Linked DNA regions of Homo sapiens: region 2 is linked to region 1. Evidence: chromatin loops called from intact Hi-C (ENCODE). Cell type or tissue: PC-3. All regions are shown on one strand. Links, peaks and the distances in the headings refer to the core of each region. The heading gives the core; the rest is flanking DNA.

The links. Peaks named below come from ENCODE experiments on the same cell type or tissue, not always from the same donor. Only the 100,000 strongest peaks of a DNase experiment are listed, where the experiment ranks them.
Region 2: a loop joins it to region 1, with 5 times the contacts of the local background. A loop is called at or near these places in 2 of 110 quality-filtered maps.

What each region holds. Positions count from the first base shown.
Region 1 is chr6:83,048,646-83,064,583 of GRCh38, reverse strand. It overlaps UBE3D (ubiquitin protein ligase E3D), which reads left to right. Exons shown (of 10, transcript NM_198920.3): 2 at 6,562-6,758; 3 at 10,346-10,436. Among named protein-coding and RNA genes, the nearest start is that of UBE3D, 9.2 kb to the left of the region's middle. In PC-3, for the core only: CTCF peaks have their summits at 6,666 (motif pointing right) and 9,020 (motif pointing right); no DNase peak of the experiment used is centred there.
Region 2 is chr6:82,705,286-82,721,223 of GRCh38, reverse strand. No RefSeq gene overlaps it. Among named protein-coding and RNA genes, the nearest start is that of TPBG, 350 kb to the right of the region's middle. In PC-3, for the core only: a CTCF peak has its summit at 8,188 (motif pointing right); no DNase peak of the experiment used is centred there.

The DNA of each region.
Region 1 (15,938 bases), core at 3,593-11,592:
CTTCCTCTCATGCAGGGGCCTTTCACAGTTCCCTTGGACTACTCTCCTTTGTTTAGGCAAGGTACCCGGGTGGCTCATGCCTGTAATCCCAGCACATTGGGAGGCTGAGGCGGGCGGATCACGAGGTCAAGAGATCAAGACCATCCTGGCCAACATGGTGAAACCCTGTCTCTACTAAAAATACAAAAATTAGCTGGGTGTGGTGGCGCGCACCTTTAGTCAGTCCCAGCTACTCAGGAGGCTGAGGCAGGAGAATGGAGTGAACCCGGGAGGCGGAGGTTGCAGTGAGCTGAGATCGCGCCACTGCAGTTCAGCCTGGCAACAGAAAGAGACTCCGTCTCAAAAAATAAAAAATAAAAAGAAAAAAAAAGAAACCTAACTTTGCTGGACTTAGTTTTGCCATTTCTTGAACTACTTATAAATGGATTCATACAATATATACTTTTTTGTTTCTGGCTGCATTCCTTCCATAATATTTTTCAGATTCACGTTCCATCTATGTGGCTGCATATATCAGTAGTCCATTCCTTTTTCTTGCTAAGTTTTCCATTGTATGAATATACCACAATTCATTTATCTGTTCTCCTATTGCTGGATGTTTTTCTTGTTTCTGGAGTTTGCTTATTATGAATACAGCTGTCATAACACTGTTGTATAAATCTTTTTTTGGACATACATTTTCATTTCTTTTTAGGTAAGTACCTAAGAGTGAAATTTCTGGGTCATAGGATAGATGTGCATGTTACTTTGTGAGAAATTGCCAAACAGTTCTCCAAAGTGATTGTACCAGTTTGCACGTTCAACCAGAAAAAAAATGAGTTTCAACTACTTTACATTTTGACTTACATTTAGTATTATCAGTCCTTTTAGTTTGAACCATTCTAGTGTGTGTAAAATAGTATCTTGTGGTTTTAATTTTCATTTTACCGATGACTAATAATGTTGAGTGCCTTTTCACTTGCTTTTTAGCAATTCATATATGTTCTTTTTAAAAGTATCTTCTAATTTTTTTTGCCCATAATCAGATTATTTGTCTTGTTTAATTGAGAGTTCTTTATACTGTCTCAAAACAAGAGCTTTCTCACATAAATGCCTTGTGAATATATGACTATTCTTATCTGTGACTTAACTTTTCATTTTCTTTTCTTTTTTTTTTTTTTTTTTTTTTTTTAGACAGCGTCTTGCTCTACTGCCCAGGCTACAGTGCAGTGGTGTGATCATGGCTCACTGCAGCCTCAACCTCCTGGGCTCAAGCAATCCTCCCACCTCAGCCTCTGGAGTAGCTGGGATACAAGTTGCATGCCACCATGCCCAGCTAATTTTTGTATTTTTTTGTAGAGATAGGGTTTCACCATATTGCCCATGCTGGTCTTGAACTCCTGGACTCAAGCGATCCACCCACTTTGGACTCCCAAAGTGCTGGGATTACAGGTATGAGCCACCATGCCCTGCCTCGTTTTTTTGATAGTGTCCTTTGATGAACAGAAATTTTAATTTTAATGAAGTCCACTCTATCGTTTTTTTATTCCTTAAGGGTTAGTTTTTTTGGTGTCTTAAATCTTTGCCTACCTTAAGGCTGTGAAGATGTTTTGGCAGGTTTATTTTCTAGGAGTTATATCGTTTTAGCTTTCACATTTTGATCTGTGATCATGTTGAATTCATTTTTGTGTTTGCAGTGAAGTAGGGATCAAAGTTCTTTTTTTGGTATAAGGATATTCATTTATTCTATCACCATCAGTTGAAAAGGCCATCATTTCTCCCATTAAAATAACTCAGTCTTCATGAGAAATCAGTTGACTATACTGTTTGCATAGTGTGTCCTTTCTACCTTTTTAACCTTTCTTATGTCTTTCTGTATAAAGCAAAAAGCTGTAAAAATACTGTATTTCCCTAAAAATAGCATAAAACTGTATGCTAGTTTTAAAAATATATAGTTGGGTGATTTTAAATCTGTTCTGATGATCTGTGTGTTCTAATTAAAATGTTTAGTATATTTTATAGTTAATTTAAATATTGGTGTTCTTGTTCCTAACTGCTATGGTTTGGATGTGTTTTGTCCCTATGTTTTCTCACTTTGATCCCCAATGTGGCAGTGTTGAGACATAGGGCCTAGTGGGAGGTGCGTGGTTCCTGAGGGCAGATTCTTCTTGAATAGATTAATGCCCTCCCATGGAGATGGTTGGGTGAGTTCTCTCTCAGGAATGGATTAATTCCTGCCATAGTGGGTTGTGAAAAAGAGTCTGGCTTCCAAAGTTTACATTCACAGATGTAAAGATCTATTTATATTAAGATATCTTAGCATTTTGGGATAAACTTTGGCCATTCATTTATTCAATCCACAGATGTTTATTGTGTTCTTACTCTAGTGCCAAAAATTCAAATTCTAAGTGCTGAGAATACAGCCATGAACAGTAACAACAGCAAAGACAAAAACACCTGCCTTTGTTGAGCATAGGGTTTAATGGTGGCAGTAGAGAAGAGGCGGCAGAGAATATACAAAATAAATATATATTTGATAGAAGTGGAGAAAAAAATTAAACAAAAAAGGAATGGGGAGAAAAAAGTTACAATCTTTTATTTCAAATGAGAAACTAACATTTGAGTATTAAACTGTAACTGGTGAGGTGTAGAACTGCCATACCTGGTGGGAGACAATTTCCCTTTGAGAGAAAGTGAGTATGAAAGGGTGCCTAGTTCAGAGAGATGCGGGTGAGTTGGGGGAACACATAGTAAAAGATCTTATGGCAGTGTGCTGGTACATGTTTAATAACCTACTCTCCATGAAAATAAACAAAAAGACAAACTAAGGTCTTGATTTGAAGCATTTGTTGATTTCTTTGGTGTGAATACTTTCACCACGTATGACCTTCAGCCTACCAACTGGGTGAGGTGAGTTGACCTGCTTTGCAGAACTCCTAGAATTTTAACAACAGGTTCTCCAAAGCTTGTAGCAGCAGGGCCTGCTATACCACTGTGCCTTATGGACCATCGAAAGGACTTTAGCTTGTAGTTAGAGTGAGAGATGAAGTCATTGGATAGTTTTAAGCAGTTGTGATACCTGACAGAATACAAGTCAATGGTGAAGAAAGCCTCAAGTATGAAATTATTGTATGAACTATGTCAATCAAACTTAGTCTTAAAGTAGGAATTCTCCTAAAGAACCATCATCCAACACTCACAATTGGGAAATGTGTTGCTACCATCTTACATCATTCATGTTTTACCAGTTGTCTACATAATATCCCTAATAACAGAAGAATCCAGTTCAGAATAAGGCATTGCATTTCACTGTCATGCTTCCTCTGTCTGTTTCAATCTAGAAGAGTTCCTCATTTTCCATTGACTTTCATGGTCCTGACACTTTGCAAGATGATAGTACAATCATTTTGTAGAATATCCTTCCATTTGGATTTGTCTTATGTTTCTTCAAGACAAGATTCAGATTTTGCATCTTTGGCAGGAATATAACAGAAGTGAGGCTTCCTGTCAGGTGGCACATGATTTTGCTTTGTTCCATCAAATTGGTTATGTTAACTTTGAGCACTTAAAGTAAGATAGTGTCTGCCATGCTTCTCTACCTTAAAGTTACTCTTTTTCTCTTCATAATCAGTAATTGGAGAGGTATTCTGAGATTATGTAAATACCCTGTTCCTCATCAGAGTTTCATTTTATTCATTTGTGTGTCAGTAAGGATACATGATTCTTACTGTGGGTTACTCAGTGGGTTTTATTTTTTATTTTATTCAATGGGCTACTTTTTTGTTCATATTATACCAGATGTGGCCAAGGAAGTCCTTTCTGGATGGTTTCTGCGTCTTTTTTGGTAGGTACCTGTCATTCTTTGATTTCTTCATGTTCCAGCAACATGTTCCAGGCATATTTCATTCTTTCCCTGTTACAGCCCTGGATGTAGTCATTTTACTGAGGAACTTTGTTTCTGGTTTGTTCATTTCGTTTTTTAAAGCAGAAAATGGCCTTTACAAACCAAGATCTGGGCACTAAGTGTACTCATCACTGTTGGATGTCGCTTCTCCCAGAACTAGGGTATGTGTGTATGACTTATATATGATGTCTATGTATGGTTGTGCCTACATACCTATGTACATACATGCATTTACAACCATCAATATTACTGTATCTATTTGTAAACATTGAAAACCATGACTTCACACAGGTATTTCTAATTCTGCCCCACCACCATAGGGTCTATTCTAGTTTCCTCGCTTTCTCTTTTTGTAACTCCATTCTCCCACAGTGAGAATCATGGCCCTCATTGTCCTAGTGGCATTTATTTATTTTGTCAGTCTCCCTCTATGTAATTAATAGTCTGCTGGCATCCTTTGCCACCTCCCCCTGCTCATTGTTGACACTCTCCTCACCTGCTTGGACCCTGTTATGGACTGAATGTTTGTGTCCCCTCAAAATGTACATGTTGAAGCCCTAACCCCCAAAGTGATGGTGTTAGGAGATGGGGCTTTGGGAGGTAGTTAGATTTAGATGAGTTCTTGAGGGCGGGGCCCCCCTGATGAGATTAGTGTCCTTATATGAAGAGGAAGAGGCACTGAACTTCCTTACTCTGCCATGTCTGTTGTTTAAGCCACCCATCTATAGTATTTTGTTATAGCAGCTGAGCTAAGACAGGCTCTGAAACCCCATCCTGAGCTGGCCTCACCTCCTGTTCAGATTTCCTCCTCACCTGTCTTGGGATTTGACACCCCTGCTGAGTGGTCCTCCTGGTGGATGCCCTCCACAGCCTGCTTGGTTTCTCATATCCATGCTGGGCCACTGTGTCACCACCCTTGCACTGATGCCTCCCTTGCTTGGCCCTATGGATGCCCTCCACAGTCTGCTTAGTTTCTCAAATCCGTGCTGGGCCACTGTGTCACCACCCTTGCAATGATGCTTCTCTTGCTTGGCCCTATAAAATGACTAAAGTTTTTGGGACTGGGAAGAAATGTGATAAACCAGAGATGGGGTGGCAATGGGGACTTAGGAACCCAGTGGTATCTCTTGCGGCACTTGGAAGTGTCAACTCTACACAGTCTAGTTTGAAAGTCATTGAGGTAGCAAATGGACATTGTGTTATCTTTAGAGCAGTGGTCAGAGAACTATGGCCCATTGGCCAAATCCTACCTGCAGCCTGTTTTGGTACAGCCTGTGAGCTAAGAGTTGGATTTTTCTTCTGTATCTTTTTTTCTTTTAGACAGGTTCTTGATCTGTCGCCCAGGCTGACATGCATTGGCGTGATCATGGCTCACTGCAGCCTCCTGGGCTTAAGTGATCCTCCCCATCTCAGCCTCCTGAGTGGCTAGGACTACAGGTGCGTGCCACTATACCCAGCTGATTTTTTATTTTTTATTTTTTTGTAGAGCCAGAGCCTTGCTTTGTTGCCCAGGCTGGTCTCAAACTTCTTGGCTCAAACCATCCTCCCACCTCAGCCTCCCAAAGTGCTAGGATTAGAGGAGTGAGCTACCTCGACCTGCTGATTTTACATTTTTTAAGGGTTGTTTTTTAAAAAATAAAAAGTATAATATGTATTCTACTTTGAGACCATACATGGCTCATAAAGCCTAAAATATTTACTATCTGGTCTTTCACAGAAATAAAGTTGCTGACTCTTGTTTTAGAGGATCATTATTTCTTAAACACCATTTCTTGAAATTGAACTTTTGACTCAGGTTTGAAACTGTCATCCCTGCAAAAAACTCAGATGCTTAATATTCTGTATTGCTAACTAAGTGCAGATCCATATGCTTTGAAAAGGAACTAGCCAGAAAGTAGCTATAAGATTTTCTAAGGCAGATTTCTAAGGCCTAACCAAGATCCACACCTGAGCACATGGTCTACCCTCTGTACTCAGATGACACTCAAGCAAATGGCTTGCTGTCTGCACTTAGTTGACACCATGTGGATGACCTGCTGTCTGCACTTAAGAGGGAGCCATGGTACTTTGTACCTCTGTTGCATTGCTAAGCGTATTGCAGTTTCAGAGGAGGGTCATTTCCATAGATGCCTTTATCCCCTCTATACTTTTGATGCCTGGGGGCTTTTGACAGGGACTGTGTTTTACTCTTTATTGCCTATACTGAGTAATTTGTGTTTGCTCTGAATTGGATTAGTAAGTCCTTTCACACCTGATATTCATACATCACTGTATCGTTTTCTTCATTAATTCTTTTTATTCTTAAAATTGACAGGTTTTTGTCTTGTATCATTGTTTCACTGAATCTTGGTCTCTTTATTAAAATCTTGTATATGAAATAACAGTACTTTGCTCTGATTTACTATAAAACATTATTTTAGTGCTCTTCTCAGAAGGAAGAACCAAAAATCTGTCCCAGGACTTGCATATTATGGTGATGGTGAAGGGCACTCTGATCAGATCTAAATCTAGTGTAGGTTGCTTTCCTTTATGATCTGCTTGCTGCTGTTTTTCTGGGGCAGTGACTTTAGAGCTCCTATTGAAGAGGAAGAAAGAGATCCTTGGCCATTTTTGTTTCTTTCATCATGTGGTTTTCATTGTGAGAAATAATTTGTTTGGGTTTTGTTTTTAATTACCAGAGAACCGAAAGAAGGAGGTATGCCCATGAATATTTCCATAATGCCATCTTCACTCCAGATGAAAACCCCTGAAGGCTGCACAGAAATCCAGCTTCCAGCAGAGGTCAGGCTTGTACCTTCCTCTTGCCGTGGGCTACAGTTTGTTGTTGGAGATGGACTGCACCTGCGACTGCAGACGCAAGCAAAATTAGGCACAAGTGAGTAATATTAGCACTTCTGCTGCTGTATTTACCTTTTTGTTATAAACCAAAGGTGATTTTTCCTTTGATAAGTTGAACTTTTCCCAGGTGAAGGGGTTGAGAAGCTCTAGGGTCTTTGTCAGCTCTGCCAGTTATTGGCTGTATGCAATTGAACATGTTACTTAACCTTTCTGAGGCTTCTTCCCTCCCTCCCTTCCTTCTTTCTTTTCCACCCACAGCAAAATTGAGCAGAAAGTATAGAGATTTCCCATTTACCCACTGCCTTGTTTCTTTAATTGTAAAATTTTCTGGCTCACAGATGGGAAGATTAAATCAGATGGCAGTTGTATAAGACCTGATTGATTTTAAAGCATTACATGGAAATTTATTCATTCAACAAATATTTTGGTTTGTGCTATGTGCTAGGCATCAATCTAGGTTCTGGGGATACAGAGTGAACAAGGTAGGGGAGGTGTCTGCTCTCATGGAGCTTACATTCTAATTGGTGGGAGCAGATAATGAGCAAACAATTTAAATATTAAGAAAAGTGTTATGATAATATAAAACAGAATAATGGGATAGGGAGTGACTAGGGTTGGCTGAAGGATGATCAGTGAAGGCCACTCTGAGGAGGTAATGTTTGACCTGAGTCCTGAATAAGGAAATCCTATCCATGTGGGGACTGTTCCAAATAGAGAAAACAGTACACAAAAGGTCCTACAGTTGAGTTTGATACTTAATTTGATTTTAACTTTTACTATGCCTGTTATATTTACAACATTTTGTAACTGGTATAATGATTCGGTAAGGCAGTGGAAAATTTGCTTTTTCTAAGACCTCAGGGTTATTTATTGTATAAAATTATTGGTTCATTACATCTATTACAATGTACGTAATATATGCTTTGGGGGATTAAAATTATGTCAAAGGGGGAAATAGGCTGTAAAAGACTTATGTGATGTTTATTATCAGAGAAAGATTGTAATTCTTTCAGCTGCACACTGACACTTCGCTGCTGCCTCATCTGTAATAAACCTTTCATCTGCGCTGTGTGGATCCTGGAGATGGGGTCAGGAGGAGTGTTTGGAAGAGCCATTTAGGAGATGTTGAGTATTCCCCTGAGTCTGTGCTCTTGGCTTTTGTGAGGAAAGAGAAGATAGAGAGGGTTTCATTTCTTTTTTACTGGAGAGCAATTTTTGCTCAAGTCCTGGGTTAGTGAATAACTAGTTTGAGTTGGGCAGGGTTAGTTTTAGGAACAAAGGGTAGGGAAAAGAGATGTCATGGCACTTAAATGTTGTAGGATAAATACTAGGAATGACTGTTGGAATAACCATAGCAAGAAGGTTAGGGTCACCGAGCTGGGAAGTAGACTCCCTGATTGCACCTAATAATGGGCAGAGAAAGTGTTGTTTCAGGGAAGAGGCCATGGGAGGCTGGATGTTGTGTTGTCATCACCTTCTCCTTCACAACAGTTACCTCTTTCACAAGAGTAACCACAGCAGGAATTTTGTGTTGGGTTCTGAGATTTGGGAAAGGCAAGCATGAAAGCCACAGTGGAGTGTTTTCTGGGATTGTGATTTTAGAGATGGAGGAATAGAGACCACCAGGGACATAGTATTGGGTTTTTGCCCATCCATATTCTGTATTCTGTAACTGAATATACAAATATCAAAACTGGAATTATTTTTAAAAATTTAAATCTGCAAACATTGTTTAAACTATAGGACAAAATAAATTGACTGCTATGTGCTGATTTGCATATTGTTTGTGTTCACTGGTCTCCTATTTCTTTACACTTTTAATATATTTTGCTCAAATATCTGAAAAGGAAAATTATCAAAGTCCTGTTCCATAGTGCATGAAAGAGTATGCAAAACAGATTCCTCAGCACTTAATTGCCTGAGTGCTTTCCATATAATAGATGGTGTATAAATATTTGTGGAATGAATAAATATGAATAGATATGTACTGGTGTGAACTTGAATCAAACTGTTTTGTAGGAAGTGACTTGAAAGTTTTAGCCTTCAGTTTGTGTTTCAGGGTTTTTTAAAAAGATGACTTTTCAATGCTAAGAACACCCTTTTAAGGACAACTATAGTAAACATCATACTGGTATACTGCTATTTTGAGTGTCAAACTGTGACCCTCGGTGTGGAACTAGCTACAGTAGGATCTATTAGAGCACACGCATTAGATTGATCCCCCGCAGCAACGCTCTCCCAGGATTCCTCTATATCAGAAACTGAATTTTAAACCCGACCCAGTGCATCATGCTGGGTGGCCAGCAGAGGGTAGTGTTTCACTGAAAATTTGTTTGTGGGTCTGGAAAAAATATTTTGGATTCCTAGGTCTCCTTTTAATCTGCTCAAAGTTAAAGAATAATACTGTTTATTGCACCTTAGTGCTATAGGGATTTCTGGCCACCCCTTAAAAACTGTTAAGATTTTTAATTGCCAAGGCGTAAACCTTCTAGCATCAGTTTTTTAAAATCTTAAAATACATACAGAAAAACACAAACCAAATCCACATTGCTTGATTCTGATGGATATGACCTCATTTCTTTAATTAGATTTTTATAGACATATTTTAGTTCATTCTTTTAAATGAAAGTTTCCTTATTTCATAAAAGAAATAATAGAAACTAAGGGAACATGCGGCCTTATGCTGCTCTTTCCCATAGTGTGAGAAATATACATTTTTCCCCACAGCTTTCAACGTTTTACCATAGCTTTCATTAGAAATTGATTTTTGATCTGGGAAAACTGGACTCTTTTTGGAGCCATTTCATTCCCAGGGAGGTGTCCAATAAACATTAGTTTGAGATCTTTGTTTGTTCATATGGTTATATGCTAGACTGGACATAAACCTTATTTAAATAAAATTAAACTCAAAGTTGGCTGGGCACGGTGGCTCACGCCTGTAATCCCAGCACTTTGGGAGGCCGAGGCAAGGGGATTACGAGGTCAGGAATGCAAGACCAGACTGGCCAAGATGGTGAAACCCCGTCTCTACTAAAAATACAAAAATTAGCCAGGCATGGTGATGGGCGCCTGTAATCCCAGCTACGCGGGAGGCTGAGGCAGAGAATTGCTTGAACCCAGGAGGCAGAGATTGCAGTGAGCCCAGGTTGCGCCACTGCACTCCAGCCTGGGTGACAGAACAAGACTCCATCTCAAAAAAAAAAAAAATTAAACTCAAATTTAAGAGCTCTATTTGTTCACACTGATGAAACACTATTGTGAGACACAGCAGAGGGAAGCTGAGAATGTTGGAGATCTGTGTAGTTAGCTTGATGAGAAGGAAATAGTTCTTTTTCACTCATCCTTAATGTTGGTATTTTTAGAATGAGAGAACTAACAAATGCTACATGCGTAATCTAGAGCAGTACCTGTCTCTGGAACACTTAGCAAAATCTGTTGTTTTCAAAAACACTTCACAATATTTGCTTCTGCTTGAGTCATCAGATAGTATTAATTAAATGTGTACTTCTGGGTGGATCATAAACTGTTTATGGATGGTAATTTATCGTGGCTATTGAACTGTTTAAGTATGTTAATATATTTGTTTCAATCTCTAAGATTAGCTATTTCATTGACTTCCTTTAGAACTGATTTCAATGTTTAATCAAAGCTCGCAAACCCAAGAATGTTGCACGTTTTATTGCCAATCCTGCGGTGAAGTCATAATAAAAGACAGGTAAGGAATATATTTAACACTGATTAATTCTGTGCCTGGCAATGGTTATCTCTTTTTCTATCAGAATTTTTCAAGTAATTGCCAATGGAGTAGTATATGGCCTTAAAGTGAGAGCCAGCTTAATGTCACTTTGAACAAAATTAGCCACAAAACTTGCTAGCAATCGCAGAGTGATTAGCTCTTAGGGACATAAAGGGGAGCACTAGGATGCTGGCTTTGAGAGAGGAGTGCTTATCTTGGCCGAAAACCTGTGCTGATCACTGAAGCACCTCCCTCCTGAAAAGAAACATGGGACCTGTCACATTTCATCCAACACGATGCTGAGTGACATTTTCCACATTCAGTGATTTTTTCCACATAACAAGCTTTTGCACAAAAACTTTTTATTTGAACTGTTTTTATCAGTGCCTTTCTAAAATCCATTTCCTATTTCTCCTGCTTATTAAAACAGAGCATACAGAGCACAAATTAACCTTTTGTCAATGATTAGGTTAATTTTGTCATTTATTCTTGCCATGTGCTGTGATTGCCCTGTTGAGATGGGAAGGACTCTTTGTTGGTTTTTTCGTTGTTGTTGTTGTTTTTGGGTTTTTTTACAGTCCCTAAGGCTTTTTAATTTCTTTTTCTTTTGTCCCTCATGTCAGCCTTCTTGTTTCTTGGGCACAAACCCTTCCTCCTAAAATTTCAGCCACGAGTCATTCATCAGCTGGAGAGACAGATTAAATCCTAATTATTGTTAATACTATTTAAAGAATTTAGAGTTCTTTATTAGATGGGTTTCCTGAGCCATGTTCCTAAGACTTATAAGTGAACGGATCCTTCCTGTCTGAAACCTGCTTCTCTTCCAGTGTTCCTTATCTCAGTAATGCTGTACTTCTACCTGTGTCCTCAAGGTAGAAACCTGGTGTTGCCAGAAGTTCCTCCCTCTGGAGGCAGGGGAGTCCAAGCCTTCGGCTGTCTTGGGCTACACATAAAATACACTAACACTAACAATTGCTGATGAGTTTTTAAAAAATTGCCAAAAAAATCTCATGTCTTAAGAAAGTTTACGTATTTGTGTTGGGCCACATTCAAAGCCTTTGGGCCATATGCTCTAACGTGGGTCAGCTTGCTCTAAGGGGTTCCCCCCATATCAGTTGCCAAGTTCTTTTGCTACTTTCTTCATAGCATGTCTTACATAAGTCCACTTTCCTCCATCCCAGTGCCTCTACCTTAGTTGAGGCTACTGTTTGTTCACCTAATTACACTTGTTGCCAACTCCTCATCCATTGAGCCTCCCTGTAGTTTTGTCCTCTCATCTGATCTATTTTAGCACAGCTAAGTAATTGTTCTCAAATGCATCAGGCTCTGCTGGTCAAACCCCTCCATGGCCCCCCATTTCTCCAATATAAATTCCAGAAACATGCTACATTAGGACCTTTATGAGTTTACCTCTATTTACCTCTCCACCCTCACATTTCATATCTCTTTCCCCAACCTATTCCTCCTCCCCCAAAAAAACATGCCATTATTGACTGGCATTCTGTACACAGCTCTGGTGATCAATGTGCAGCCCCACAGCCTTTTCATGATATTTTTTCACCCTGGGGCCTTATGAAAGTGACTTCCTTTCCTGGAGGAATGCACCCCACACTCTGTCTCCCCCTCGTTGGCTCCTACCTGAACTTCAGAATTCAGCTGACGGGACAGGTACTGTTATGAGCCTTCTCTCAACCCTGGGTTGGTTTAGGTGTTCGTCTAAGGTTTATTTGCCTGTCTTCACAATTAAACTGTAGGCTCTCGGAGTGCAGATAATCTTGTTGTCCCCTGTATCCTTTATCCCTACTCTTTTGAGAGTGCAGTACAGGGTAGTCCCTTCTGAGTCTGTCTAGTAGTACAGACTCAGAAGCCAGAGCAGCTAGGTTTGCACCTGCCATTTACTAGCAGTGTGACTCTGGGCAAGTTACTTAACCATTCTGTGCCTCAATTCTTTTATTGCAAAAATGTGGCTAACAGTAGGACCTACCTCATATGGTTGCTAGGAGAATGGAGTGAGTTTAAGTGTTTATGACAGTGCCTGGCACGTGGCAAGCATTCAGTATGTATTAGCTACTGCTATAATTACTGTTCTTATCATCATCATCATCCTCCTCAGCATCAGGCACTGTCCCTCATAAATAGTATGCTCTCAATCAATTTTTGCTGGGTTGAATTGAATAAACGTTGACATGTTTGTTTTGGCCTTCTACCAACCTCTCTTGCTTGCTTCCTGATTTCTGTCAGTGTCCCAGGTAGATGAGATGGCACAGAGTTACTCTGGCATAAGTGAGAGGTTACAAATGGAGGATCCTCAGAGTGACTGTCTTGAGTAAGAAATGAGGTGACTTTAAATTTGCAGAGGAGGGAACCTCATCTTTGCTTGAATTACCTAAGGGTTGAAGTTATTGCATGTACTCGGTGACAGGCCCACTTTATCCTGAAAGGTTCAGGGGATCTCAGTTTACATTGTAGTTGAACCAAGAGTGTTTTCCTTCTCTCAATCTATTTTAGGCGTTGGTTGAATTCTCAGAAGAAGTTTCTGAAACATGCATTCCTAGACAACAATAGGGATTCCTAGAAGTTACAGTTGGAACATGTTAAATCAGTGTAACAGTATTTCCGGGTTCTGCTTACAGTAAAGGATATGCTGGTTCATTATTGGCTGTTATTTGTGTTTCATTGGAACAGGATGATAATATGAAAAATCTTTTATCTGTTGCCCCCATTTTTTCTGTTCAGGAACTGTATCTTCTGTGTCAGTCCCTTTTACAGTCATGGAACTGAGAACTAAAAGGGCAGCACTCACTCTCCCTAACCCTGACCATCGGCAGGCCCTGGAGGCAGGAGCAGGAGAATGGGGACCTGGGTTTGAAATCCAGCTTCTTGACTTAGTAGCTGGGAAGTTGTGTTTGTACTACCTCAGGTTCTTCTAATACAGCCTTCTAATAAGGCCTATTTTCCAAACTTGTCAAGAGAGTTAAAGGATGTAACATATGTAATAGTTAATGCTCGACAAGGTCTTTTAAATTGGTTTTATAGACTTTCTACCCCCTTTTCCAGATTGCTCTTATTAGCAAACTAGCAAATTATCTAGTTTAGTGTTTCAAACCTTTTTGTTTCAAGACTGTGATTCACATACTCTGCAGGTGCCGAGGAAATGAATTCCCTTTCTCTTTTTCTCTCTGAGAAACAGTGGACTTGACTTAGCCTTTGCCTCATTTAAGCAAGGCTTACCCAAAAACCTTTTCATGTCACACCTGTGTGCCTGGCATATGCATGCCTCTTCAGTAATGCAGAGAAATCCTTAGTAAATGACTCAAGGCTTTGCTTACCTGTAACTCTTAGGTAGCATGCCCTGTGACTGAGTTGTATGGAAAAAGACGCTTCCTTAAGTAACTGCACATGGATTTCATGTTGACCATTAATGTCAAACCCAGTGTTCTTCTTATTTCTCCCGCAGTTATCTGTTTTATGTGAGTGGTAAGGACAACTTTGTGCTCATTAAATAGAAAACAAGACCAAAGGTTTTCAAAAGAGCATGTATGTGCCCCAAATCAACTAATTGTAAACATATTTCCCAGGAAGGTACCTTGGAATATGTTGATTTATCTGTATTGGGAGCACCTCTGTAGGAGCAGGGGAACAGAGTTAAGATCTGCTTACTGGCTAGTCTTATTATCTGGGAACATGTTACATTAATTTCCTGGGGTCCAGTTTCCTCATCTGCAAAATGAGGACGTTGGATTAGATAAACCTGTTAGAGTGCTATGAAACATGAAAATTACCTGATCAATGAACCTCATTTGTATTTGGGGTTTCATGTACTTTGTGATTCATGATTATTTGATAGTCTGGGACTAATGCTTATTCTTTTTTTTTTTTTAAATAAAAAAGGTTCTTGTCAAATTAATTATAGAAATAAGATATAGAGGACAGTTTAAACAGTAAGACTCATTAATGGCTTTTAATACTAGCACCAGGACACATGATATCTGCTAATTATAGCAATGTTTTTTCTTAATTTAAGGTCACATGTTCTTAGCTATTTGTTGTGGTTATTTGAAACCAAATAATGCCTCATTTCTTTATAATAAAATTCTCCAATTTACATTTTACCAGATTAGCAGTTTTTCTATAAAATTTGTGTGAATGTATGTAATTTTTTATTATGCTCTTGTTAAGATTAATGGGCCCTAATATCCAGCAATAATAATAAAATTTATTTTGTTGTGAATAGTCTCAGAAACAGCCAAATAGTCCTTGTGTTTGGAATTTATGTATTTTAGAAATAAATTCATCTCATATGTGAATGAAATCAGTTGGCCAAACTTTCAAACTCAAGCCTTTCGATTTTCAGATGATTTGAAACAGAGTGGCTCTCCGGAGGTCTCTGGATGGTTCGCCCTGTTCTCCCTGCACTGGTAAGGTAGTGCTAGGTGTCAGCCTAGATCTCATGAGGGCGTTGAGACCCTAGAGGGAAACCAGCAAGATGGGATCTTGGGAAACATGAGATGTCAGGATATCCAACCACTTGATTGATCCACTTGGCAGACCAGCTACAATTGTAACCTGAAAATAACTACTCCCAAGAATACAGTCACATTTCTACAAAGAGGTTAAAAAAGAGTACAGTCACCAACTGCACTATTGGTAACACTGTACAAACTTTTGGAATAAAATTATACTTTTATGGCTCAAATCATACTATGTACGTAATAATATTAAAGTGCTAAAGCTAGTTTTGTAGGATTTGTGGCCTGCCAGTCAGAGAATGTCACCTGAATTTATCTAATTCCAGCAGCCATATTTTGAGCTTTAGATAGTTGATGTTACTAATATTCTTAATGTCCACTTGATTATAATCCAGTCTGTAGAAGCTGTTATTACCATTGTTATTATCACTGATTAATGGATCATTTTAAAGCTAAGGGGCATAATTTTATTTTCCTTATGTATGTTCCTTTATTTTCACATTCTTCATTTTTCTTTGCCTCTATTAAAGGGGCATGCATTTTCTTGTGTATATGTTTAAGTATTAAACATCAATATCATTTGGATATTTTAAGTTTTCTAAAAGTTTATGCTCATGGTACATTAAAAATAACTAGGAAATTTTAATTTATTGTGAATTTGTGTTGCTGTTCATTATAGAATCTTAGGCTGAGAGAAAATTCAGGAAATCGTTTCACTGTTTTTTTGAGCTCCACCAGGTTTCTACCTAAAAACTAACCTTGAAAAAAATGGTATGTATTTTATTTTGAAAGTTCTCTTGGGAAGTAGATCATATCAAAGTATATTTTTCAGGGTTTTAGATAAATATGCTTTCAGTAAAGCAATGATTAAAATCTTTTGTTCTTAAATGTTTTATGTTTTCTTCAAAACATCAAAAAAATTTTTTCTGCTTTAAAAACTCTTTTATCTTTGCAATGACTTGCAGATTAGGCACTTTCTTGCTCCTGCTGTCTTATGTAGATGGTTCTAGGA
Region 2 (15,938 bases), core at 4,424-12,423, 340 kb after region 1:
GAAAATGAAATAGTAGCCAATGTATAACAAGTGAGGATGTATGATAGTGACTCATATTTTGGCATTTTAAAATGTAAACCAAGCAAGTTTTTAATTGTCTAAATATGCAGAGTTCAAGGAACAGGCTAAATTACCTTCTTCGATCACTTTAACAGTTATAAATCACTTAGTAAATATTTTAAGTACTTTTTGTTATTTACAGAAGGCCGATAACTTTTAATTTGCCTAATACCTCATAATAGTTTATTAAAAAATGATGCACAATATAAAAAGCAATATATCACCTAAATTACTTATGAGTAAAGCCATTTGCTTCCCCCAGCCTTGTTTTATTTTATTTTATTTTTTATTTTTTATTATGCTTTAAGTTTTAGGGTACATGTGCACAACGTGCAGGTTTGTTACATATGTATACATGTGCCATGTTGGTGTGCTGCACCCATTAACTCGTCATTTAGCATTAGGTATATCTCCTAATGCTATCCCTCCCCTCTCCCCCCACCCCACAACAGTCCCCAGTGTGTGACATTCCCCTTCCTGTGTCCATGTGTTCTCATTGTTCAATACCCACCTATGAGTGAGAACATGTGGTGTTTGGTTTTTTGTCCTTGCGATACTTTGTTGAGAATGATGGTTTCCAGCTTCATCCATGTCCCTACAAAGGACATGAACTCATCCTTTTTTATGGCTGCATAGTATTCCATGGTGTATATGTGCCACATTTTCTTAATCCAGTCTATCATTGTTGGACATTTGGGTTGGTTCCAAGTCTTTGCTATTGTGAATAGTGCCGCAATAAACATATGTGTGCATGTGTCTTTATAGCAGCATGATTTATAATCCTTTGGGTATATACCCAGTAATGGGATGGCTGGGTCAAATGGTATTTCTAGTTCTAGATCCCTGAGGAATCACCACACTGACTTCCACAATGGTAGAACTAGTTTACAGTCCCAACAGTGTAAAAGTGTTCCTATTTCTCCACATCCTCTCCAGCACCTGTTGTTTCCTGACTTTTTAATGATCGGCATTCTAACTGGTGTGAGATGGTATCTCCTTGTGGTTTCGATTTGCATTTCTCTGATGGCCAGTGATGATGAGCATTTTTTATGTATCTTTTGGCTGCATAAATGTCTTCTTTTGAGAAGTCTCTGCCCATATCCTTCGCCCACTTTTTGATGGGGTTGTTTGTTTTTTTCTTGTAAATTTGTTGGAGTTCATTGTAGATTCTGGATATTAGCCCTTTGTTAGATAAGTAGATTGCAAAAATTTTCTCCCATTCTGTAGGTTGCCTGTTCATTCTGATGGTTTTTTTTTTTTTTTTTTTTTTTTTTTTTTTTTTTTTGCTGTGCAGAAACTCTTTAGTTTAATGAGATCCCATTTGTCAATTTTGGCTTCTGTTGCCATTGCTTTTGGTGTTTTAGACATGAAATCCTTGACCATGCCTATGTCCTGAATGGTATTGCCTAGGTTTTCTTCTAGGGTTTTTATGGTTTTAGGTCTAACATTTAAGTCTTTAATCCATCGTGAATTAATTTTTGTATAAGGTGTAAGGAAGGGTTCCAGTTTCAGCTTTCTATGTGTGGCTAGCTAGTTTTCCCAGCACCATTTATTAAATAGGGAATCCTTTCCCCATTGCTTGTTTTTGTCAGATTTGTCAAAGATCAGATGGTTGTAGATATTTCTGAGGGCTCTGTTCTGTTCCATTGGTCTATATCTCTGTTTTGGTACCAGTACCATGCTGTTTTGGTTACTGTAGCCTTGTAGTGTAGTTTAAAGTCAGGTAGTGTGATGCCTCCAGCTTTGTTCTTTTGGCTTAGGAATTGACATGGCAATGCGGGCTCTTTTTTGGTTCCATATGAACTTTAAAGTAGTTTTTTCCAGTTCTGTGAAGATAGTCATTGGTAGCTTGATGAGGATGGCATTGAATCTATAAATTACCTTGGGCAGTATGGCCATTTTCACGATATTGATTCTTCCTACCCATGAGCATGGAATGTTCTTCCATTTGTTTGTATCCTCTTTTATTTCATTGAGCAGTGGTTTGTAGTTCTCCTTGAAGAGGTCCTTCACATCCCTTGTAAGTTGGATTCCTAGGTATTTTATTCTCTTTGAAGCAATTGTGAATGGGAGTTCACTCATGATTTGGCTCTCTGTTTGTCTGTTATTGGTGTATAAGAATGCTTGTGATTTTTGCACCTTGATTTTGTATCCTGAGACTTTGCTGAAGTTGCCTATCAGCTTTAGGAGGTTTTGGGCTGAGACAATGGGGTTTTCTAAATATGCAGTCATGTCATCTGCAAACAGGGACAATTTGACTTCCTCTTTTCCTAATTGAATACCCTTTATTTCCTTCTCCTGCCTGATTGCCCTGGCCAGAACTTCCAACACTATGTTGAATAGGAGTGGTGAGAGAGGGCATCCCTGTCTTGTGCCAGTTTTCAAAGGGAATGCTTCCAGTTTTTGCCCATTCAGTATGATATTGGCTGTGGGTTTGTCATAGATAGCTCTTATTATTTTGAGATACGTCCCATCAATACCTAATTTATTGAGAGTTCTTATTTGTCTATTCAGGGATTCAACTTCTTCCTGGTTTAGTCTTGGGAGGGTGTATGTGTCCAGGAATTTATTCATTTCTTCTAGATTTTCTAGTTTATTTGCATGGAGGTGTTTATAGTATTCTCTGATGGTAATTTGTATTTCTGTGGGATCGGTGGTGATATCCCCTTTATCATTTTTTATTGCGTCTTCTCTCTTTTCTTCTTTATTAGTCTTGATAGCAGTCTATCAATTTTGTTGATCTTTTCAAAAAACCAGCTCCTGGATTCATTGATTTTTTGGAGGGTTTTTTGTGTCTCTATTTCCTTCAGTGCTGCTCTGATCTTAGTTATTTCTTGCCTTCTGCTAGCTTTTGAATATGTTTGCTCTTGCTTCCCTAGTTCTTTTAATTGTGATGTTAGGGTGTCCATTTTAGATCTTTCCTGCTCTCTCTTGTGGGCATTTAGTGCTATAAATTTCCCTCTACACAATGCTTTAAATGTGTCCCAGAGATTCTGGTATGTTTGTCTTTGTTCTCGGTGGTTTCAAAGAACATCTTTATTTCTGCCTTCATTTCGTTATGTACCCAGTAGTCATTCAGGAGCAGGTTGTTCAGTTTCCATGTAGTTGAGCAGTTTTGAGTGAGTTTCTTAATCCTGATTTCTAGTTTGATTGCACTGTGGTCTGAGAGACAGTTTGTTATAATTTCTGTTCTTTTACATTTGCTGAGGAGTGCTTTACTTCCAACTATGTGGTCGATTTTGGAATAGGTGTGGTGTGGTGCTGAAAAGAATGTTTATTCTGCTGATTTGAGGTGGAGAGTTCTGTAGATGTCTATTAGGTCCGCTTGGTGCAGAGCTGAGTTCAATTCCTGGATATACTTGTTAACTTTCTGTCTCGTTGATCTGTGTAATGTTGACAGTGAGATGTTAAAGTCTCCCATTATTATTGTGTGGGAGTCTAAGTCTCTTTGTAGGTCTCTAAGGACTTGCCTTATGAATCTGGGTGCTCCTGTATTGGGTGCATATATATTTAGGATAGTTAGTTCTTGTTGAATTGATCCCTTTACCATTATGTAATGGCCTTCTTTGTCTCTTTTGATCTGTGTTGGTTTAAAGTCTGTTTTATCAGAGACTAGGATTGCAACCCCTCCCTTTTTCTGTTTTCCATTTGCTTGGTAGATCTTCCTCCATCCTTTTATTTTGAGCCTATGTGTGTCCCTGCACTGGAGATATGTCTCCTGAATACAGCACACTGATGAGTCTTGACTCTTTATCCAAGTTTGCCAGTCTATGTCTTTTAATTGGAGCATTTAGCCCATTTACATTTAAGGTTAATATTGTTATGTGTGAATTTGATCCTGATTATGATTTAGCTGGTTATTTTGCTCATTAGTTGATGCAGTTTCTTCCTAGCATCAATGGTCTTTACAATTTGGCATGTTTTTGCAGTGGCTGGTACTGGTTGTTCCTTTCCATGTTTAGAGCTTCCTTCAGGAGCTCTTGTAGGGCAGGCCTGGTGGTGACAAAATCTCTCAGCATTTCTTGTCTGTAAAGGATTTTATTTCTCCTTCACTTATGAAGCTTAGTTTGGCTGGATATGAAATTGTGGGTTGAAAATTCTTTTCTTGAAGAATGTTGAATATCAGCCCCTACTCTCTTCTGGCTTGTAGAGTTTCTGCTGAGAGATCAGCTGTTAGTCTGATGGGCTTCCCTTTGTGGGTAACCCGACCTTTCTCTCTGGCTGCCCTTAACATTTTTTCCTTCATTTCAACTTTGGTGAATCTGACAATTATGTGGCTTGGAGTTGCTCTTCTCAAGGAGTATCTTTGTGGCATTCTCTGTATTTCCTAAATTTGAATGTAGGCCTGCCTTGCTAGATTGGGGAAGTTCTCCTGGATAATATCCTGCAGATTGTTTTCCAACTTGGTTCCATTTTCCCCATCACTTTCAGGTACACCAGTCAGCCGTAGACTTGGTCTTTTCACATAGTCCCATATTTCTTGGAGGCTTTGTTCATTTCATTTTATTCTTTTTTCTCTAAACTTCTCTTCTTGCTTCATTTCATTCATTTGATCTTCCATCACTGATACTCTTTCTTCCAGTTGATCTAATTGGCTACTGAGGTTTGTGCATTTGTCACATAGTTCTCATGCCATGGTTTTCAGCTCCATCAGGTATTTTAAGGACTTCTCTGCATTGGTTACTCTAGTTAGCCATTCGTCTAATTTTTTTCAAGGTTTGTAACTTCTTTGCCATGGGTTCGAACTTCCTGTTTTACCTTGGAGTAGTTTGATCATCTGAAGCCTTCTACTCTCAATTCGTGAAAGTCATTCTCCGTCCAGCTTTGTTCTGTTGCTGGTGAGGAGCTGCATTCCTTTGGAGGAGGATAGGTGCTCTGATTTTTAGACTTTGCAGTTTTTCTGCTCTGTTTTTTCCCCATCTTTGTGGTTTTATCTACCTTTGGTCTTTGATGATGGTGACATACAGATGGGATTTTGTTGTGGATGTCCTTTCTGTTTGTTAGTTTTCCTTCTAACAGTCAGGACCCTCAGCTGCAGGTCTGTTGGAGTTTGCTGGAGGTCCACTCCAGACCCTGTTTGCCTGGGTATCAGCAGCGAAGGCTGCAGAACAGCGGATATTGGTGAACAGCAAATGTTGCTACCTGGTCGTTCCTCTGGAAGTTTTGTCTCAGAGGAGTACCCGGCCATGTGAGGTGTCAGTCTGCTCCTACTGGGGGGTTCCTCCCAGTTAGGCTACTTGGGGGTCAGGGACCCACTTGAGGAGGCAGTCTGTTTGTTCTCAGATCTCCAGCTGTGTGCTGGGAGAATCACTACTCCCTTCAAAGCTGTCAGACAGGGACATTTAAGTCTGCAGAGGTTTCTGCTGCCTTTTGTTTTGGCTGTGCCCTGCCCCCAGAAGTGGAGTCTACAGAGGCAGGCAGACCTCCTTGAGCTGCAGTGGGCTCCACCAAGTTCGAGCTTCCCGGCCACTTTGTTTACCTACTCAAGCCTTGGCAATGGCGGGCGCCCCTCCCTCAGCCTCGCTGCCACCTTGCAGTTTGATCTCAGACTGCTGTGCTAGCAATGAGCGAGGCTCTGTGGGCATAGGACCCTCTGAGCCAGGCACGGGATATAATGTCCTGGTGTGCCGTTTGCTAAGACCATTGGAAAAGCGCAGTGTTAGGGTGGGAATGACCTGATTTTCCAGGTGCTGTCTGTCACCCCTTTCTTTGACTAGAAAAGGGAATTCCCTGACCTTTTGCATTTCCTGGGTGAGGCGATGTCTCACCCTGCTTCGGCTCATGCTCAGTGCACTGCACCCACTGTCCTGTACCCACTGTCTGACACTCCCCAGTGAGATGAACCCAGTACCTCAGTTGGAAATGCACAAATCACCCGTCTTCTGCATCGCTCATGCTGGGAGCTGTAGACTGGAGTTGTTCCTATTTGGCCATCTTGGCTCCACCTCGCCCCCAGCCTTGTTTTATTGGAGCCAATTTGGTTGTAAAATAACATTTTTCTTCAGAGAATTTGTACATGCGTTTGTGTATTAGTTTTCCAAAGATGATATGAGGACAAGGAATAAATAATTCTAAATTCTCTATCCTTCAAGTGGCCAGTTCTTGGTGACAACATGGAGGCAAAATTAGTGTGATGGTCATGAGCATCTGTCTGGGCTGAAATCCCACTCCTGCAAACTTCAGCAAGTTATCTAAAATCTGTGGGCATCTGAGCATCAGTTTGCCCGTGATATGGTTTGGATATTTGTCCCCTCCAAATCTCATGTTGAAATGTGATCTCCAGTGTTTGAGATGGGGCCTCGTGGAAGGTGTTTGGGTCATGGTGGTAGATCCCTCATGAATGGCTTGGTGCTGTCGTTATGAGTGAATTCTCACTCTGTGTGTTCACATGAGATCTGGTTGTTTAAAAGAGCCTGGCTCTTCCTCCTTCTCTCTCTTGCTCCCTCTCTCACCCTGTGAAATACTGGCTCCCCATCAATTTTCTCCATGAGTGTAAGCTTCCTGAGGCCCTCACCAGGAGTAGATTCTGGCTCTATGCTTCATGCACAGTCTGTAGAACAATAAACCAAATAAGCTCTTTTCTTTATAAATTACCCAGTCTCAGGTATTCCTTTACAGCAATAAAAACAGACTAATACAGTCCATCTGTGATATAGGTACTTATTTTATCATTATCTACGGTAATATTTTTATCATACAATTGTGTTGAGAATTTAACTCATTTATGCTAGTACTAGGCATATGACAAAGGCTTAATAAAGGATGGCTATTATTATTATTAGCTCTTAGAATAATGGGGCTAAATGTTTTTGTTTTGTCTGAGATTTTTGTAAAAGCTATAGATATTTTCTTAGAAATGTGAATACACATGGTATTTTGCATATCTTTACAGGAATCTCATCAGCTCTTGAGGCTTTTTTCACAATTAAGAAACTTTTCACTTGAGCAGATGAGAAGAGTTGAGATCCCATGTACAAAAGGAGGAACTGTGAGATAAAAACAAGGGCAGTTGGTTTGTACAAAAAATTGATAAGTTCAATGATGGGAGGATGTGGAATTCTCTCCTGATGGCACCCATTTCCTCATTGAAATAAGAAGCGAAGCCATTGGTCGAGAATGAGAAGGGCAGGGAGTGTTGGAGGTTTAAGGAGGGAAAACTTGTGAATCATTGGGAGAGTAATAAAAGAAACTGATTAGGAGAATATAGCAGGATTGCCAGGCAGCACTGAAGGCCCACTTGAGATTTGTGATCACAAATTCAAAGTGAGACCAGACAACTGCTTGAACATGAATGGAGAGTAGAAGGATGGTTGAGTGTAATCAGGGTTGGATATTTGAGGTGAGTACAAAGGAAGGAGAGGCAAGGAAATTGAGGTGTATGATAATGTTTCTCATGTGACTTTACCTACCCCCTGTTACAGTCTTTGGAGAGGCATAGGCATAGGCAGTTCCTCTGTTACTGGTAAGTGGCAGGAGATGCATTGTAGGAGAGTCAGGAGAGCCCTCCCTTCCCTCCACTAGCCCGCTTCTCCTTTCTTCCTGTTTAGGAGCCAGAGGGCTGAGTACTTTCACCCTGCATTGCCTTGAGCCGAGAGAATGTCCTTCTGAGATGGGGCAGGGAGGAAATCTGTACTCCGGAATAGATATCCATGCCTCTTTCCACCAATGTTTTTTCTTTTTCTTTTTTTTTTTTGAGATGGAGTCTCATTCAGTCTCTCAGGCTGGAGTGCAGTGGCATGATCTTGGCTCACTGCAACCTCTGCCTCCTGGGCTCAAGGGACTCTCCAGCCTAAGCCTCCCGATTAGCTGGGATTACAGGCATGAGCCACCACACCTGGATATCAACCAATTTTTATTCTTAGGTAACTATATTACCTATGCTAATTCCATCTTAGGTAACTACATTTCTGATGATGGAGTCTTCTATTGAATGTATCCTTTTTGATAGTCACAGCATTTATGCATTTAATAAAACATTCTCCAAGAAAAAAGTACTTAGTCCATGACAAATCATGTTCATATTGAATTTCCTTTTTTATTGATACATAATCATTACACACATTTATGGGGTGCATGTGATATTTTAACACTTGCATAGAATGTGTAATGAATTCTCATGACCTAAAGGGGGAGCTATATTCTTTATTTCACTTGCCTCAAAAGGAAGTGTGTGACTTTCTTTGCTCTTGTGCTGATTTTTAAAATATATTTAACTCCACGGATAGTATTTTATTTTCTCCATCAATCAACCTTTTTTTTCTGTTAAGCCCTTGAGAATGGGAGTTGCTGACAGTTTCCTTCCCATTTACCTCCAGAATTTTCCTTGTTATAAAACATGGCCCAGGAAAGCCACAGAACAGAAGGAGAGCCAGCAGTTCCTGCCTCCTCTACTTCCGTAGGATCTGGGTTTCTCCTTTAAAGCCTGAGTTCCATGGTTAGGACCCTTTCCCTTTCTCTTTTATACAGCCCTCTGTTTCTCAAGCAAAAGCTCTTTACCAGCTGATGTGGAGATGCAGGGCACACCCTATTCGGGCAGGTAAACAAGATTGTGCTCCTTCCTGCTATTCACTGTGGAGAGGCTGCATGAGATAAGAATGGAAAAAGATGGACTTTCAAAATCAGCTAGACCCAAGCTGGAGTACTGATTCATTACAAGTTGCTTAATTTTTCTGAGTCTTACTTGTAATAGAACCTTTTCATTTCTTCTTGTCCCCCTCCTTCTCTTTCTCTTCTTCCTTCTTCTCACCCTCCTCCCCACCTTCCTTCTTTTCTCCAGGATATTTCAGCTATGTGACAAAAGTATCCAACTCAAACTGGCTTCAACCATAAGGATTTTACTGGCTTGTGAAACTGGAAGTCTAAGGTTGAATGGCTTCTGAGTGACACAACCTCATGGCCTTGTTTTTGTGTTTCTGTGGCTCTTCTCTCCTTAGTGGGCTGCATTCCTAGGCTGGCAGCGGTTCTGAGCTTGCATCATAAAGAACACTGAGGAGTTTCCAGGATCTCTTCCAGAAGGTGGGGGAAGAACTTCTGCAGAAGCTCTAGGAAGTCTCTCCTTGGTCTCAGTGGTCATGTGACCATTTACCAAGCTCTGGAAAGGAGGACGGGATTTCTTTTAAATTACTGAAACACACACTTAGAACTGGGCATGGGGTCAGCTTTTCCTGAGGCCCATAGGCTGCATGGAGGAAGGTAAACTGCATAGAAAGAAATCGGGACTCTGTTAGGAAGGAAGAAGGAGGGATTATCTGCAGGGCTGAGAGCTGATAGCATCCACTCTGCCCAGGGCTCACGCACTGCTCTTCTGCTTACCTGACAAGCAAGATCCCTTCTCTATTTGACTCCTGGTGAAAACAGGTTAGACACCTGGCCCCAGAGGTCCTTATGTCTACCAACAGCAATTCCCTGAAGCAGACTTTCTGGGTGCACAGCCTGTACTAGAGTTATAGTGATTATGCTCTCTTCACAAAGACTGTCACTCAGTCTTTCTTTGTGCTTTTGGTGGCCTGGCTTCCTGACCAGAACTCTGTGTTTCCTTTCGTCATTAATCCTCTTCTTGGCACTCCCACCATCTGAGGCTCTAGGCTCCCATTCAAGATTCCTGCACCCTGCGCAGAGAGTCGCCTCTCCCAGGCACCCATCTCCTGGTCTTTTCTTGTTACTGACATTGGCATTAGCTTTGAAAAATCAAAAACCCAATTCCGTTTGATAAATCCCCATCTGTTACACCAAATTCTTTTCAATTCCCATTTTATTTTTGTTCTCATCATCCAGGGCATGAACTGAGCAGAGGAGAGGATGCGAGGGTGGAGGAAGCAGCTGGGCATGCTCAGCACAGGCTGCTGCGAGGAGGAGCCCTGGGAATGCTGCTTTTAATGCCACAGCGGTGACTTTGCTTAGCAGAAGCCTTCACAGTCTATGGACTGCAGGAGGAGGCTCCACAATCCCCATCCTCAACACAAAGTGGAGGCCTGCTTGCTCTGTTTTAGGGAGTTGCTGCCTCTGAGGACAGGGGAAGCATCATGCTCCTGTAATTGCATCCTCACCATTGAATAATCAGGGAATTTTAAAGCATAGTCCCAATTTTTCAAAAACACAAATTAAAAACAGACTTACTGCAAGGTTGTTTTTCACTCCTGACAGTAACTATATGTCATAATCTGTCAGACTCTTTCTTTCCAGACAAGAAACTTGGGTTACTATGAATGAAGAGGGCCAAGGAAGCTCTTCTCCTATGTTCTCTTCCAGGGCCGATCCCCACCCCCACTTTTTTGTTCCCTGGGGAGAATAAGCACACTAATTTAGCACATATACATGCCAACTTTAAGCCATTTTTCATATGTTTAAAATATTTGTAAGAGTCAGGAGTCCAAATGACATCGTTTTCATTATACTAGCCAACATTAACTGTGTCCATACTATGTGCCAGGCATTGATATGAATTAACATACTTAGTCTTCACAAACTGTTATAAGGGTAAGTGGTATTATTATTCACCTATTGAAGCTGAGCCCAGAGAGGTTAAGTAATTGTCCTAAGTTAACCTAGTTGGTAAACAGCAGTGCTGGACTCAAATCTGTCACTCTGTCCCCAGAGCTCCTGCTTTTAACCACTTGCACCATAATTGGAACACTGCCCCCACCCCTTTAACAAAACATCCCTTGCACTTCACAATAGAACATGTCTTATTTCTCTTTCCTCCTTTATGACTATGTCTTTGCTGTCTCTTTTCTTGCCTCCATTTCCCTCTCCTATTGCTTTTCATGATTTTAGGGTGTTTTTCATGTGAAGAGAGGTCCATGCCATCAAGGAGAGGTCTGACAAGGGTGTCTGGGCTTGAGTGATGACCTAGGCAGAATTGAAAGAGGCGTACTGGAACACATGAATTAAATGAACAATAAATTAATTCCAAAAGATTAGGAAAGGTCCCAAGGGCCTAGAAAAGAGGGGTCCAGAGTCTTTGCAGACCAAATGGTATATGTAGCAGCCTTAGTAAGGAGTCAATACTACCGTTTTTTTGTTTTGTTTTGTTTTGTTTTTTTGAGATGGAGTCTCAGAGTCTCACTCTGTCACCCAGGCTGGAGTGCAGTGGCATGATCTCAGCTCACTGCAAGCTCTGCCTCCCAGGTTCACGCCATTCTCCTGCCTCAGCCTCCGGAGTAGCTGGGACTACAGGCACCCGCCACCACACCTGGCTAATTTTTTTGTATGTTTAGTAGAGAAGGGGTTTCACCGTGTTAGCCAGGATGGTGTCAATCTCCTGACCTCGTGATCTGCCCACCTTGGACTCCCAAAGTGCTGGGATTACAGGCATTAGCCACTGCGCCCGGCCAGGTGTCAATACTATTGTTAAGTCAGGTACTAGGGAATGGGGCCATGGACCTTCAAAAAGATACTGTGGCTTGGTTTTGGGGGCAAATTCTACTAAACGTTTAAAGGAGAATTAATGCCAATGCTTCTCAAGCTCTCCTAAAAAAATTGAAGAGAAGGGAACATTTCCAAACTCATTTTACAAGGCCCGCATTACCCTGATAACCAAGGCCAGACAAGGACACTACAAAAAAAAAAAAAAAATTACAGTCCAATATCTCTGATGAACATAGATGCAAAAGTCCTCAACAAGGTAAAACTGAAAACTGACTTCAACCACACATTAAAAAGATCATATACCATGATCAAGTGGGATTTATCCCTGGGATGCAAGATGACTCGACATACGCAAACAAATCAATGTTATATACCACATTAGCAGAATAAAAGATGAAAACCATATGATCATCTTAGTAGACGCAGTAAAAGCATTTGACAAAATTCAACATTCTTTCATGACATAAGAAAGGCCATATATGACAGGCTTACAATTAACATGATATTTAACTAAGATCTGGAATAAGACGAGGATGCCCACTCTCACCATTTTTATTCATTGTAGTAGTAGAATTCCTAGCCAAAGCAATTAGGCAATAAAAAGAAATAGAAGGAACTCAAATTGGAAATGAAGAAGAAAATTTGTCTCTGTTTGTAAATGATGTGATCTTGAAAACCTAGACACCACCAGAATAAAACCTGTTAGAACTAATAAACAAACTCAGTAAAGTTATAGGGTACAAAATCAACATGCAAAAATCAGTTGCATTTCAATACACTAACTATGAACCTTCAGGAAAAGAAATTAAGAAAACAATTTCATTTATAATTTTTAAAAAACCAACTTAAGAATAAATTTAACTAAGAAAGCAGAAGATGTATTCACTAAAAACTATAAAATATTGATGAAGAAAATTGAAGAAGACACATATAAATGGAAAGGTATCCTGTATTCATGGATTGAAAAAATTAATGTTGTTAAAATGTTCATACTACCCAAAGTGATCTACAGATTCAATGAGATTGCTATCAGTATTCCGGTGACTTTTTAAAACAGAAATAGAAATTCATATGGAGCCACAAAAGGCCCCTAATAATCAAAGCAGTTTTGACCAAAAAGAACAAAGCTGGAGGCATAACAATACCTGACTTTCAAAATATATACTATAAAGCCACAGTAATCAAAACAGCATGATACTGGTATAAAAACAGACATATAGACCAATGGAACAGAATAGAAACCTCAGAAATAAATCCTTACAGTTATGGTCAATTGATATTTTACAAAGGTGTAAAGAACAGAAAACGGGGAAAGGACAGTTTCTTTAATAAATAGTGTTGGGAAAACTAGATATCCACATGTAGAAGAACGAAAGTGAACCCATCTCTCATACCATCCACAAAAGTCAAATGAAAATGGATTAAAGGTTTAAATATAGGACCTGAAACTGTAAAACTGTTAGAAAAAAAAAAAAAAACAGAGAAAAAGCTATATTATTATTATTATTATTATTATTTTTTTTTTTGAGATGGTGTCTTACTCTGTCTCCCAGGCTGGAGTGCAGTGACTCAATCTCAGCTCACTGCAACCTCCACTTCCTGGGTTCAAGCGATTCTCATGCCACAGCCCTCTGAGTAGCTGGGACTACAGGCGCAGACCACCATGCCTGGCTAATTTTTTGTATTTTTAGTAGAGATGGGGTTTTGCCATGTTGGTCAGGCTGGTCTTGAACTCCTGACCTCGGCCTCCTAAAGTGCTGGGATTACAGGTGTGAGCCCCACAGCCGGCCAAGAAAAAGTTTCTTGATACTGGTCTGGGCAATGATTTTTTGGATATGACTTCAAACGCACAGGCAACAGAAGCAAAAACAGACAAATGGGATTGCATCAAACAGAAAAACGTCTGCAGAGCAAAGGAAACAACAAAGTGAAGAGGCAGCCTACAGAATAGAAGAAAATATTGACAAGCCAAATGCCTGATAAAGGGTTAATATCCAAAATATACAAGAACCCAAACAACTCAATAGCAAGAAAACAACCTGATTTAAAAATGGACATAAGACCTGAAAAGACATTTCTCAAAAGAAGACATACATATGGCTGACAAGTATATGAAAAAATGTTCATCATCGCTGGTTATCAGAGAAATGCAAATTAAAACCACAATGAGCTATCACCTCACACTTTTAGAATGGCTATTAACAAAAAGACAACAAATAGCAAGTGCTGGTGAGGAAGTAGAGAAAAGAAAACCCTTGCACATTGTTGGTGGGAATGTAAATTAGTACAGTCATGGAAAATGGTGAGGAAGTTCTTTTAAATATTAAATATAGAACAATCATATGATCCAGCAATCCCACTTCTGGGTATATATCCAAAGGAACTGAAATCAGTATGTTGAAGAGATATCTGCACGCCCATGTTCACTGAAGCATTATTCACAGTAGCCAAGATATGGAATCAACCCAAGTATCTGTTGATGGATGAATAGATGAAGCAAATGTAGTATAGGCATATACGTGTACATACAATGGGATACTATTCAGCCTTACAAAAAGAAGGAAATTCTGTCATTTGCAACAACATAGATGAACTTGGGGGACATTATGCTAAGCAAAATAAGCCAGGCACAGAAAGACAAATACTGTATGATCTCACTTAAATGTGCAATCTAAAATAGTAAAACTCATAAAAGCAGACAGTAGAATGGTGATTTTCAGGGACTGGGAGGGAGAAGGGAGTAGAAATGGGGTGATGTTAGTCAGTGGGTACATAGTTTGTTAGATGGGAGAAATATGTTCTGGAGATCTATTGTACAGCATTGTGACTATAGCTAATAGTAATGTATTATATAATTGAACATTATTAAGAGGGTATGTTTTAAATGTTTTTACCACTAAAAAGTGGTAAGTACGTAAAGTGATGGATATGTTAATTAGTTTTATTTAATCATTGCACAATATATACATGTATCAAAATGATTATATACATAAATATATGTTGATAAGGTTTGGCTCTGTGTTCCCACCCAAATCTCATCTTGTAGCTCCCATAATTCCCATGTGTTGTGGGAGGGACCTGGCAGGAGATAATTGAATCATGGGGGTGGGTCTTTCCCATGCTGTTCTTGTGATAGCCAATACGTCCCATAAGATCGGACGGTATTATAAGGGGGAATTTCCCTGCACAGCTCTCTCTCTTTGCCTGCTGCCACCAATGTAAGACGTGACTTGCTCTTTCTTGCCTTCTGCCATGATTCTGAGGTCTCCCCAGCCATGTGGAACTATGAGTCCAGTTAAACCTCTCTCTTTCATAAATTGCCCAGTCTTGGGTATGCCTTTATCAGCAGTGTGAAGACAGACTAATACAGTAAATTGGTACCAGTAGAGTGGGGAGCTGCTGAAAAGATACCCAAAAATGTGGAAGTGACTTTGGAACTGGGTAACAGGCAGGAGTTGGAAAATGTGGGAAAGTTTGGAACTTCCTAGAGACTTGTTGAATGGCTTTGCCCAAAATGCTGATAGCGATATGGACAATGAAATCCATGTTGAGGTGGTCTCAGACGGAAATAAGGAACTTGTTGGGAACTGGAGCAAAGGTGACTCTTGTTATGTTTTAGCAAAGAGACTGGCAGCAGTTTGCCCCTGCCCTACAGATTTACGGAATTTGGAACTTGAAAGAGATGATTTAGAGTATCTGGCAGAAGAAATTTCTAAGCATCAAAGCATTCAAGATGTGACTTGGGTGCTGTTAAAGGCATTCAGTTTTATAAGGGAGGCCGAGCATAAAAGTTCAGAAAATTTGCATCCTGACAATGTGATAGAAAAGGAAATCCTATTTTCTGAGGAGAAATTCAAACCAGCTGCATAAATTTGCATAAGTAATGAAGAGCCAAATGTCAATCCCCAAGAAAACGGGGAAATTGTCTCTAGGGCGTGTCAGAGGTCTTCATGGCATGCCCTCCCATCAGAGGCCCAAAGGCCTAGGAGGAAAAAATGGTTTTGTGGCCCAGGCCCAGGTACCCATGCTGTGTGCAGTCCAGGGACTTTGTGCCCTGCATCCCAGCCACTCCAGCCATGACTAAAAGGGGCAAAGGTACAGCTTGGGCCATGGGTTCAGAGGGTGCAACCCCCAACCCTTGGCGGCTTCCATGTGGTGTTGAGCCTGCAAGTGCACAGAAGTCAAGAATTGAAGTTTGGGAACCTCTGTCTAGATTTCACAGGATGTATGGAAACGCCTGGATGTCCAGGCAGAAGTTTGCTGCAGGGGCAGGCTCTCATGGAGAACCTCTGCTAGGGCACTGTGGAAAGGAAATGTGGGGTTGGAACCCACACACAGAGTCCCTACTGGGGCACTGCCTAGTGGAGCTATGAAAGAGGGCCACTGTCCTCCAGACCCCAGAATGGTAGATCCATCAATAGCTTGCACCACATGCCTGGAAAAGCCGCAGACACTCAACACCAGCCCATGAAAGCAGCTTGGAGGGAGGCTGTACCCTGCACAGCCACAGA